Regions from separate parts of the Homo sapiens genome. Here region 2 is linked to region 1. Evidence: read pairs that join two places in POLR2A ChIA-PET (ENCODE). Cell type or tissue: PC-3. All regions are shown on one strand. Each heading gives the region's core, and the rest is flanking DNA. Links, peaks and the distances in the headings are about the cores only.

The links. Peaks named below come from ENCODE experiments on the same cell type or tissue, not always from the same donor. Only the 100,000 strongest peaks of a DNase experiment are listed, where the experiment ranks them.
Region 2: POLR2A ChIA-PET joins it to region 1 with 5 read pairs; 3 of 35 experiments call an interaction of 5 or more read pairs at or near these places.

What each region holds. Positions count from the first base shown.
Region 1 is chr10:33,345,094-33,350,473 of GRCh38, forward strand. No RefSeq gene overlaps it. Among named protein-coding and RNA genes, the nearest start is that of NRP1, 13 kb to the left of the region's middle. In PC-3, for the core only: no CTCF peak of the experiment used is centred there; DNase peaks (open chromatin) are centred at 2,328 and 5,138; H3K4me3 peaks cover 1,321 bases; H3K27ac peaks cover 2,601 bases.
Region 2 is chr10:33,220,401-33,225,780 of GRCh38, forward strand. NRP1 (neuropilin 1) reads right to left here. Exons shown (of 17, transcript NM_003873.7): 8 at 1,319-1,463. Among named protein-coding and RNA genes, the nearest start is that of IATPR, 110 kb to the left of the region's middle. In PC-3, for the core only: no CTCF peak of the experiment used is centred there; no DNase peak of the experiment used is centred there.

The sequences.
Region 1 (5,380 bases), core at 246-5,245:
TTCTATGTTGGTGGGGGAGTTGTTGGGGCAGTCAGTGGGGCCAGTCAAGTAGGTTGTATCCAGCTCTCCCTTAGGGAGGTGGTCACCAGCAAGTGGTTGTCAACCACCTTGAGTTACTGGGAGGAAGCAGAGAGCAGAAGACTATGTCAAAGATGACTAAGCCCTGCTCCCCGTATGAGAAAGTCAAGCCTAGATTCAGGACCGATGCCAGAGCAACATAAAACTATAGAACTCACTACATGCTTCATGCAGCTCGGTTTCCAGTGTTTCCATCTGTAAGAGACAAGTATTGAATTAAGTGATGTATCAGGACCTTATCAGTTGCCAAATTGAATCATTCTACTGTTTTTTTCAGCAGCTTTGATAAAACATTAGTGCAGGCTTGTCATTACCCAATACTACTGGAGGCCTTGAAAGTGTGGAGTGCTGTACTAGGATGGCACATGACGTGACTTATGCTGACATTGACTCCTATGCTGACATTGACTCCTTTGCACAGCTGATATTTGAAACGCTCTTGGTATATTTTCTTTCTGAATTGTTTGTGTTCCTAACATGGGCCATGAATCTCTGAAGTGGACATGGATACCATGTCCTATGTCTACCTGTACATATTGTCAGCTTGCAATAAGAAATATGATAATAAAATGAAGTTCTATCAGAGGAGTGGCAGGGGATGATCAAACCACAAAGAAAACAAAGCAAGGAAACAGCACAACGCAAACACAGACACCCCTCACCAAAACTCTTCTCTGCCTGATTGCTCTAAAACACAAGGCAAGTCAATATTCCTGTTCAGCTGAGAACAAGAGTGTTTACTTCATGGAAGATCTTTGAGAGTTAGCTAAATTAAAAATTTAAGGAAAAAGGCTTATCAAGAAAATATGAGTCAAAATGTGGCTGTTCCTTTTTATGTTTCTCCGATTTCGTGCTATTTTGCTACTGGAAATTTTCTGCCTCTCTGGATACTCTTGCAAATGGGAACAGATACGCCTAGCCTGGGTTCCTGCTCCATCATTCCCCCAGTTCTAGGAGCAGGAGCGGAGCACCACTGGTGCTAGGTCAAGTGGAAGACAAATGATGCCACATTTTTGCTGTGGATTTTCTTTTATGTCGTCTCTAGCTTCTGGACCAGCGGTATATTATTTTTCAGAGTCTTTTTCAGATCAATTCTGAGCTTAATTGCTGACTTGCTTGTGAGGTTGGAAGCTCTACCTACAGTGTACCATGCTTTTGATAGAGAAGGTTTCTGGGCAGTTTTTGGTTTTTCATAGAGGTATTGGATAGGCTCATACTGATTAAGCTGTGGCTCCAGCAAACATGCTCAATATTATGAAGTCCAGGAGGTAGGTTTTGTTGCTAACATAAAAATATTCTTCAGCTCCACGCTGGCCCAAAGCAGGAGGGGGAAGTTGGAGAGGAACTTCTTCATCCATCAAACAAAGTGTATATTTGTTGCCGTTTTGACAATCACATCCCTTAGTAAAAGATGTACTTGAAAAACAATATAAATAAAATAAAGTTTCATAAAGGCTCCCAAACATTCTTCCTTTCCCCCTGAGGCTATAATGACTATCCTGGTTTTAAAATCCCTTTTCTTATTCCTTCTGAGTTTTCCCATTTCGTGCTCCCTGGGAGCATCTCTGTAAAATAAGCCTGTGGAAAATGGGTAATGAGGAAATCGTTGCCTTAATTGAAGGTCGCATCTACAAAGGTCCAGGTAGGTGCACTTTGGCTGATGGAAAAATCCCCCAGAGTGACATCCTGCTGCCCTGAAATAGAGGCTCGGTTGTCATTTGTTAGAACAACGGTGGCGCCTGGTTGGCATCTCGAGTGTTGTCTTTGTTAATCTCACAACCAGGTGATTTCCATTACTGACGACACCCCACATGGGAAGGGGGCAAGGAAGGGCCCCCAAGGACTCCCATAATTAAGCACAAACACTTTTACAGTATTAAGTCAAAGCCGAATGCCTCCCAAATCCTCTTGGTGTTGAGTTCGTGTGCCCTACACAATGGTGACCTTTAATATGTCCCTTTCAGATCCAGCTAGATTAGTCCTGTGCTCTGGCCTTGATATTTTTTGTTTTGTTTTCTAGTGCTATTCCTTTAAAAGAAGAACTATGAGAGTGATTTTTTTAATCTGTTTGCTTACTTTTCTTTTCTTTTTTTGGCTTATTGTCAACATGTTGTGTTGACACACTTTTTAGCCTAAAACAGAGAGAGGACCTTCTAAATACAAAAGATAGGATGCTTTCAACAACTCGATTCCCTAAAGCACTGGAGAATTCTGCGATCTGTTAGACTTCAATGTAAGCATTTTATAGAGGTTCCCATGACAGGATTATTAGTCAGCAGTTTCACTTAAAGGTCTTTTTTATTTTTTTGGCCAGTAGACTTTCTCCTTCTACAGCTGCAACTGTATTAAATATACATCCCCAATAATTTAGCTCCTCTTCTTTCTCTGGTGGAATATTTTCAGTTATGTAATTTCAGCTCCTGCTGCTTATTTGGGGTGATTATTATTATATGTGGTCCCTAGCCTAGGAATGAATTCTGCTGTAGATACCAGTTTTTAAATTAGTTAGAATTCTGCCTGGTTCCCCACAGGAAAAATGTCATAAAAGATGGGCCACAAGACAGTCCACCAAGCCATTTTAAACTCCCACATAGCTGAACTTTCATCATTGGCAGCTCTGAGTTGTGAGGTCTCTTGTGACACTGGCCCTGGTTATTTTTAAGAGGGGCAAGAAAGGTAAATCAAGAGGGTAGTGATAGAAGCAGGCTAGAAAAAGCCAGGCTTTGGCAGCTGGGCTGCTCTCACGGGATTATGAGGGGCCATATTCTAAGTAGCAGGAATTGAAAGTGGTGAATGGATTCAGGTCCTGACCATGCATGAGGCTCCTGTCAGGAGGTGCCATAAGAGCTGAGCACATCAATTTGAAGAAGAGGCTCATAGAGAGTTGGGTGTCCTTCATGGGACCAGGATGGCGTTGAGGGGTAAAGGTGGACAGCAATTGCTTCTTATTTGTACACAGCTTATTTGGGAGTTGGAGCTCATCTTATTAATGAAGGTAAAATTATGACTTGAAAACCAACCATATTTCACTACTAGAGTATCATTATTTGATGCTTTCAAAGTCTCCATGTGCTTGCACCTTATTGATCTTGTCACCAGTTCTCCTAAATTCCAATCTGGATGCATAAGAAATATCAAATTGCCGAGGTGGGCGGATCACAAGGTCAGGAGATTGAGACCATCCTGGCTGATATGGTGAAACCCCATCTTTACTGAAAATACAAAAAATTAGCCAAGCGTGGTGGTGCACACATGTAGTCCCAGCTACTTGGGAGGCTGAGGCAGGGGAATTGCTTGAACCCGGGAGGCGGAGATTACAGTAAGCCAAGATCGCGCCACTGCACTCCAGCCTGGCAATAGAGCAAGACTCCGTCTCGAAAAAAAGAAAGAAATATCAAAGTGGTTTTGGTATAAAGAGCTAGCCTTCCCGTTGGCCTCAAGGATACGTTAGAGATAACAGCAAGCTGTCTAAATATTTGCAGACTACAACATTCAAAGATAAGGCAAGAGGACCAATCTTAAAGATTTTACAAAATAATTGCAACAAGTGCATGCATCTGTTGTTTCTCAAATCATGTTTTAATGTTTTAGCTATTAGGTGAAAATGGCTATGTACAATGTGCTATTTTTAAATTGTCAAGAGTAGATTTGGAAGGTTATTATCAATATCCTACACTTTTCCTTTCGTGACTCAATAATAATTTTTGCACTTTCATTTAGCCTTAAAAAATAGAACAATAATGCATCCAAGTATAAGGTCAATTGCAAAGTGACCCCTGTAGTTTTTGCTTCAAAACTATTATATTGTGCTATTTATAATATCAAATTGCCACTGTCTAGAGGCAAAATGATCATTTCAAAATCTTTGTAACAATCTAGAGAAATATTTACAAATATTAGCCACAATTCTAGTGTAATTTTTCTGATGTGTTTCTATTGCTGACAATTGTTTTGTAAAATCTTGATGATTGGTCCTCTTGTCTTTGAATGTCGTAAGTCTGGAACTATTTAGACTGCTTGCTGTTATTGCTGATATATCCTTGAGACCGTCAGAAAACCTAGCTCTTTTTCCCAACACCAATTTGATATTTCTTATATATGCAGGTTGGAATTTAGAAGAGCTGGGTGACATGATCAATAAGTGATTTTGAGAATTGCTCAGAACTTCATTTTATCTTTTTTTTTTTTCTCAAACAACCTTTAAAATCAGAAACTCTGGCATAGCACTCTCCAACTGTGCCACAGAAGGACATAAGGATGTTGGTGCTTTTTCCTGTCTATTTTTGTCCCCTACCAAATCACAGCCCTGGAAGGGAGCTTTAGAAGTCACAAATCTGTTCTGTTGCCTTCATGCTCAGTATCACAGAAGAGGGATAATCAACCCTCTTCTAAAAGGCTAGCCAGTGGAAAGGATTTCAAAATCAGCCAACAAGTATTTTTGCTTACTGTGTACATGGAACAGTATGGAAAAAAGAATATGGAAAACTATTAGACATTATTCATACCCCCAAGAATCTTGCACTTCATTTGGAAAGAATAGATACCTATATGTACACAAAAACCACCATCAAAACTTCTGAATTTGGAACAGGTCTTGAAGACCTAACTTTCTGACTGTTGTAAATATGCACTCTTGACATCCTGCCATTTGATCCTATCAGTTCATCACTGGGAAATTTTAATTGCAAATAAATTCTATCCACTTCTAAATTCTAAAGGCTTTAATGCATGACAGGTCTATAGAAGTTAAATGACCGTAGAAATTGTCAGCCTGGATAGAAATTTTGGCTTTACCAATCATTAATAGTGTGGCCTCAGGCAAGTTACTTAATGTTTTTGCCTTTCAATTTCGTATCATAAAGTGGGGAAAAATACTAGTATCTTCCTCATAGGGTTGGGAGAGTTAGGTGTTGAATTTTCAGAATAGCCCCTGATAGAGGGTAAGTCCACATCACATTAAATGGTATTTGTACAACTGTCATACAAATATTTGACTCAACTTTTAATGTTCTGTTTTCCCTGCTCCAGCTACCCGCTTTTTTTTTTAAAGGTAAAACCTCTTCATCTGTGTGATTAATGATAGAACTATTCCACTACGGTCACAGAATATGATTTATAACTGACTAGGTCCTCCTTGTTGGTTTTTAATGCCACCCTTACTACAAATATGGTATGAATAGTAAAAAAAAGTGGGCCAATTATTATGTTCTAAATAGTATACTACTAACACTGCATCCCAAGCTTGCAAAAATGTTTCAGGAAAATTTTTCAGGTTTCAGGAGGCCACCTGAGTTAGACAATG
Region 2 (5,380 bases), core at 260-5,259, 120 kb before region 1:
GCTTGCTTTTAATTACTTTTTAGTGAGTGGGTCAACTGATTCTGTCTTTGAACTTCCAAGCTTACTATAAAGATCACATTGTACAGGTTTTTTGTTGGTGGTGGTTGTTTCAATGAAAGTTTGGCAATGTATTTACTAAAATGGAAAGGAATTCTAATATGACTGCTATATACTGCAGAATATAGCATAGTCATGCAAGAAAACAAATGGACAGGCTGGGCGCGGTGGCTCACGCCTGTAATCCCAGCACTTTGGGGAGGCTGAGGCATGTGGATCACCTGAGGTCAGGAGTTCAAGACCAGCCTGGCCAACATGGTGAAAACCTATCTCTACTAAAAATACAAAAAATTAGCCAGGTGTGGTGGTGCACTCCTGTAGTAGTACCAGCTACTCAGGAGGCTGAAGCAGGAGAATCGCTGGAACCTGGGAGGTGGAGGTTGCCATGAGCCAAAATCATGTCACTGCACTCCAACCTGGGTGACAGAGCAAGGCTCAGTCTCAAAAAAAAAAAAAAAAAAAAAAAGAAAAACAAATAAAAAGATAAAGCTGGCCAGGGGCAGTAGCTCACACCTGTAATCCCAGTACTTTGGGAGGCCGAGGTGGGAGGATAGCTTGAGTCCAGGAGTTCGAGACCAGCCCAAGCAACATAGGGGTTACAATTAGTTGTCTACACTGGTGCCCTCATGTTGTCCCACATGTATTCAAGAGGCTGAAGTAGGAGGATCACTTGAACCTGGAAGGTTGAGGGTGCAGTGAGCTATGATCATGCCACTGCACTGCAGCCTGAGTGACAGAGCAAGACCCTGTCTCAAAATAAAGAAACAAAGAAATAAATAAAACTGCTGGAGAATCTTTCATGCAACAGTTACTTATTGTAAATCTACTAAGTAGTAGTCAGTATCCAGGAAGCAGAGATGAACGGCATGATACTTGCCTTCATGGAGCTTACAGTCTAGTGGAAAAGGTACCAGTAAACAAGCACCTACCACATGCCAGGCTGTGCTACGTGCTTATATCCATTATCTATTAATAATGCATCATCACAACTAGGCTGTATGGCATAAATTATTATGACTATTTCCCAGGTGAGATAACTAAGGCTTTAAAAGGTAAGTATATTGACCAAAAAAATCTGCTAGTGAGTAGTAAGGCAGGATTTGAACTCGGATTTGTCTAAATCCAAAGTAGATGCTTTTAATTGTCAAATAAAAATGATTGCATTTACAAACTTATTTACCCTGTATTTAAAGGTTTGCATAAATCAAAACAAGACAATCTTCGACTTGGAAGATTCAGTCTTCAATCTTCCACAGCTTACCTGTTATCTTGCAACCGTATACTTCAAATCTCATAGATATGCCAGTTTCCCAAGTTGCAGGCTTGATTCGGACAAATCGAGTTATCAGTGGTTTGGGGAATACTGCAACCACAACATCTGTGGGGTTGGTGTTTCCCTGAAAGAGCTGTATGGGGAAAAAAAGTGCCTTTCTTTAGCAGAGGTTTTGGATTTAAATCCATAAATGTGTTTTCACAAATGGTTGTAAAAATTATTTACAATTTCAGTGTTGTCGATCAAGGATGAGATGGCGTTAATAACTCGCCATGTTAATTTTTTCAATTAGCAATCAGAATGATGTCTAATATAGAATACTGTCCTAATCATCGATTCAATTTTCTGAGAGGCTAGAGTCTTTAAAAGCACTATTATATGGATAATATTGATTAAAGAACGCATGCTATTATCTAAAAAGTGTGAAACTATTAACTTTACCAGAGGACCAAAATAATACTGTAGACGTGTCATGGGAACTCTCACTGTTTGACTTTCCCAAGAATCCCCAGAAGGGATGCTTTTTAAGTAAACTATAGGGCCTGGCTTTTTGAAATTCTAGGTCGTGTTTGCAGCTACAGTACTAGGTCAAATAGCGTTCTCCCCTTTGACTTCATTCCTTGATGGAAGATCTTGTCCCTCACACTAATGCGTGACTTTAATCCTTTTTTGATTATTGGTAAAATTATGTTTTAGTGGTCAAAGTCAAAACTGAGTTATAAATTATTTTTAACTAAAAATCAGTTTTTCCAGGGCTTGTGCGTCAAGATTTATTTATTTATTTATTTATTTATTTATTTATTTATTTAAGATGGAGTCTCGCTCTGTTAGCCAGGCTGGAGTGCAGTGATGCGATCTCGGCTCACTGCGGCCTCCGCCTCCCGGGTTCAAGCAATTCTCCTGCCTCAGCCTCCTGAGTAGCTAGGATTACAGGTGCCCACAGCCACACCCAGCTAATTTTTGTATTTTTGGTAGAGATGGGGTTTCACCATGTTGGTTGGCCAGGCTGGTGTTGAATTCCTTACTTCAAGTCATCCTCCTGCCTCCGTCTCCCAAAGTGCTGGGATTCTGCTTTTAGTTTTAAATTGAGTCATTTTATTCTAAGAAAGATGAGGCATGTGACTGCAAATGTAATGCATGCCAGGCATGAATGGATGTTTCCCACAAGGACTCGTGGGGGCCACTCTGCCTGGGCGGGGGGCTGCAGCAGCATTCTCCAGTAAGATCTCTGAGGACTAGAGAGTTTACCATTACAGAATACTCTGCCTCCCTTTCCTGGATTTTAATTCTGCCTTGGGTTGGGAACAGCCCGTGGGATGGTGATGTTTCTCAGTCCTGTGCCTCGTGCATTCAGCACTATGCTTCTCAGCACAGCTGGGTCAGACACCTCCTTTTAGGCTGCATAACTGGAGCATCACGGGGCTCACTCGAGGCATGCAGCTTCCTCCCCATCTTTCCAGGTGAGGACATGAAGGTCTATGGTTTCCCAAGTCCTGCTCTTCCACCTGGGAGAAAGGGCTTGTGAAAGTCGGGCTTGTGTTTTCACTTTATTGAATTTAAGTGGCCTGCACAACTAAAGGTGGTCAAATGCTTTACAGAGTTGGTTGTGGCTGGGTGTGGTGGCTCATGCCAGTAATTCCAAAACTTTAGGAGGCCAAGGCAGGAGGATTGCTTGAGGCCAGGAGTTTGAGACCAGCCTGGGCAACATAGTGAGACTCCATCTCTCCATTAAAAAAAAAAAAAAATTAGCCAGGTATGGTGGTGGTGCATGCCTGTGGTCTCAGCTACTTGGGAGATTTAGCTGGGAGGATGGCTTGAGCCCAGGAATTTAAGGCTGCAGTGAGTTATGATTGCACCACTGCACTCCAGCATGGGTGACAGAGCAAGACTTGGTCTCTATTTTTGTTTAAATAAGTCAGTTTTTAGCCTGATCTCTCTCTTGAGACGATCTGATATCCTAATTTATCCCAGCCTGTGATGGCCTTTTGATTTCTGCCCTAAATCAGCATCTCTCCCTGGAAATCAATCTGTGTGGGAGCATTTTTGTGTGACAAAGAGTAATGGGCAGCTGCCAGGGAAGGAGGGCCGCCAATGATGGTGCTCTCCTTATGGGGGCAATGAGTCCTTGTCCGAGGGAGACCAGAAGTCTGGCAGGAGAGTTGTGTGCCCTGGTGCAGGCAGAGGGGAGGTGCATTTTCCTCCCACTGAGGGAGTTTTCTGTTTGCTGAAAATCATGTTTTATACACATTCTCTCCAACATGAAGAGGGTTGCTGGAGTTGTTGGTGGTCGAAAGCTGCACTCCTGGAGCAAAGTGGGAATGAAGGTAGAGGGGAGTGGCTGAAAGCCCCTAAAGTACAGAGAAAGGTGGGGTGGGCAACAATCATGAGGCTCTAGGTGGATGTTCTGGTTTCATTAGATTCTGATTTCATTAGATTCAGCTAAAGTGCTCAGAACAGATGCCAAGCTCTCTGCCGACTCCTTCCTTATTCCTTCTGCCTCTCCCCTTGAAGCCCTTCTGTGTGCCAGGGGTTCCCAGGGCAAGCTGGGGGCACTGTCAAACACCCCTGTAATCTGTGGGTGCTCTCCGACAGCCCCCCTCTTCTGGGCCATGCAAACAACCAGTGGACAACAGTTGAAGAAAACATGTTGGTGAAATAGCCCGTATGGTTTTTTTTTCCTTAACAAAAAATGGTCATGTTGCTATTTTCTTTCATCCCTCTTATCTGCATGCATTCCAGTATAAAGATAATGAAATACCAGTTAAGTTTATCACTTAACATTATCTTAGACCTTTCACCTCATGGTTCCATTTTGTTCTTTTTTTTTTTTTTCTTCAACCTTTAAGTTTCAGGGTACCTGTGCAGGATGTATAGGTTTGTTACACAGGTAACTGTGTGCCAAGGTGGTTTACTGCACAGATCATCCCATCACCTTGGTATTAAGCCCAGCATCCATTAGCTATTTTTCCTGATGCTCTCCGTCCTCCCACATACCCCGCTACCGACAAGTCCCAGTGTGTGTTGTTCCCTGCAATGCATCCATGTGTTCTCATCATTCAGCTCCCAGTTATAAGTAAGAACATGTGTTGTTTGGTTTTCTCCTCCTGAAGTAGCGCTTATTTTAAAAAGAAATGGCCTGACAGTCTAAGGTCAGCTCTCCCGGCTCTCTCTGGGTTCTTTGGCTGGTAGGTGCCTCATTAGAGTTAGTGATTTTTTATTTCCTTGAACCTAAAGTATGTCTTCAGAAATTTATTCCCAAACAAGAATCAGTCATGAAACTTGGGGTCAAAATTTACTCACTTCATCTCCATGAGCGTTGACTAGGAAGGTTCTTGTACCCCAGACAAACTGGTTCCATGTCCTCCAGGACTAGACAATGGCCTTGAACTTGCCTGCCCATAGCATTTTCCTCCTACAGAACAGCTGTCTATCTGTAGCTGCTTCCATCTTGCCTGCCCTGTCCGAGAGTGGGGGTTTCACTGCTAATCAAAGGGAATTAATAGATTTTCTCACTTCACACCCAGGGGGCTTTTCTCAGTTCCAGATCCACAAGGAGAAAATCAAGTACGTGAATGCTCAAAAGAGAGACAGGTTAATTGGCCTCTTCCCAAGCCCATCATTGCAAGCTACCTGGATCTTTGCTCCTATCCTCATCAATTTCCTGTGTTTTGCTCAGCCTCCAGGGCAAGCTTTTAATTTCTGGGAGATGGTGAGTATGAATTCTCCGAAATCTTTTGATTAGAAAATCAGAGCAAGTGTAACTTCAAATAAACAGGCAGGCTGAGAAAAACATCTCTGTTCCAAATGAGCTAGGGCAGAGCGCCGAGGGACACGGTATGGTCTGTGCTGCCTCCTTGGTTGAAAGCAGTACGGAGGTAGTGTGTTATTTGTGTGATCTGAGGGAACACAATGAAATACCTTTGGTTCCACGCGTTCTTACAAGAAGCAGTCAAATGCACTTGTAAATTAGTTTGTGAGCCACAGTAGATAGATGAAAAGATGTTTTCTAAAACTAGCTGATTACAGACAGAAAGAATCTATGAAAGGATG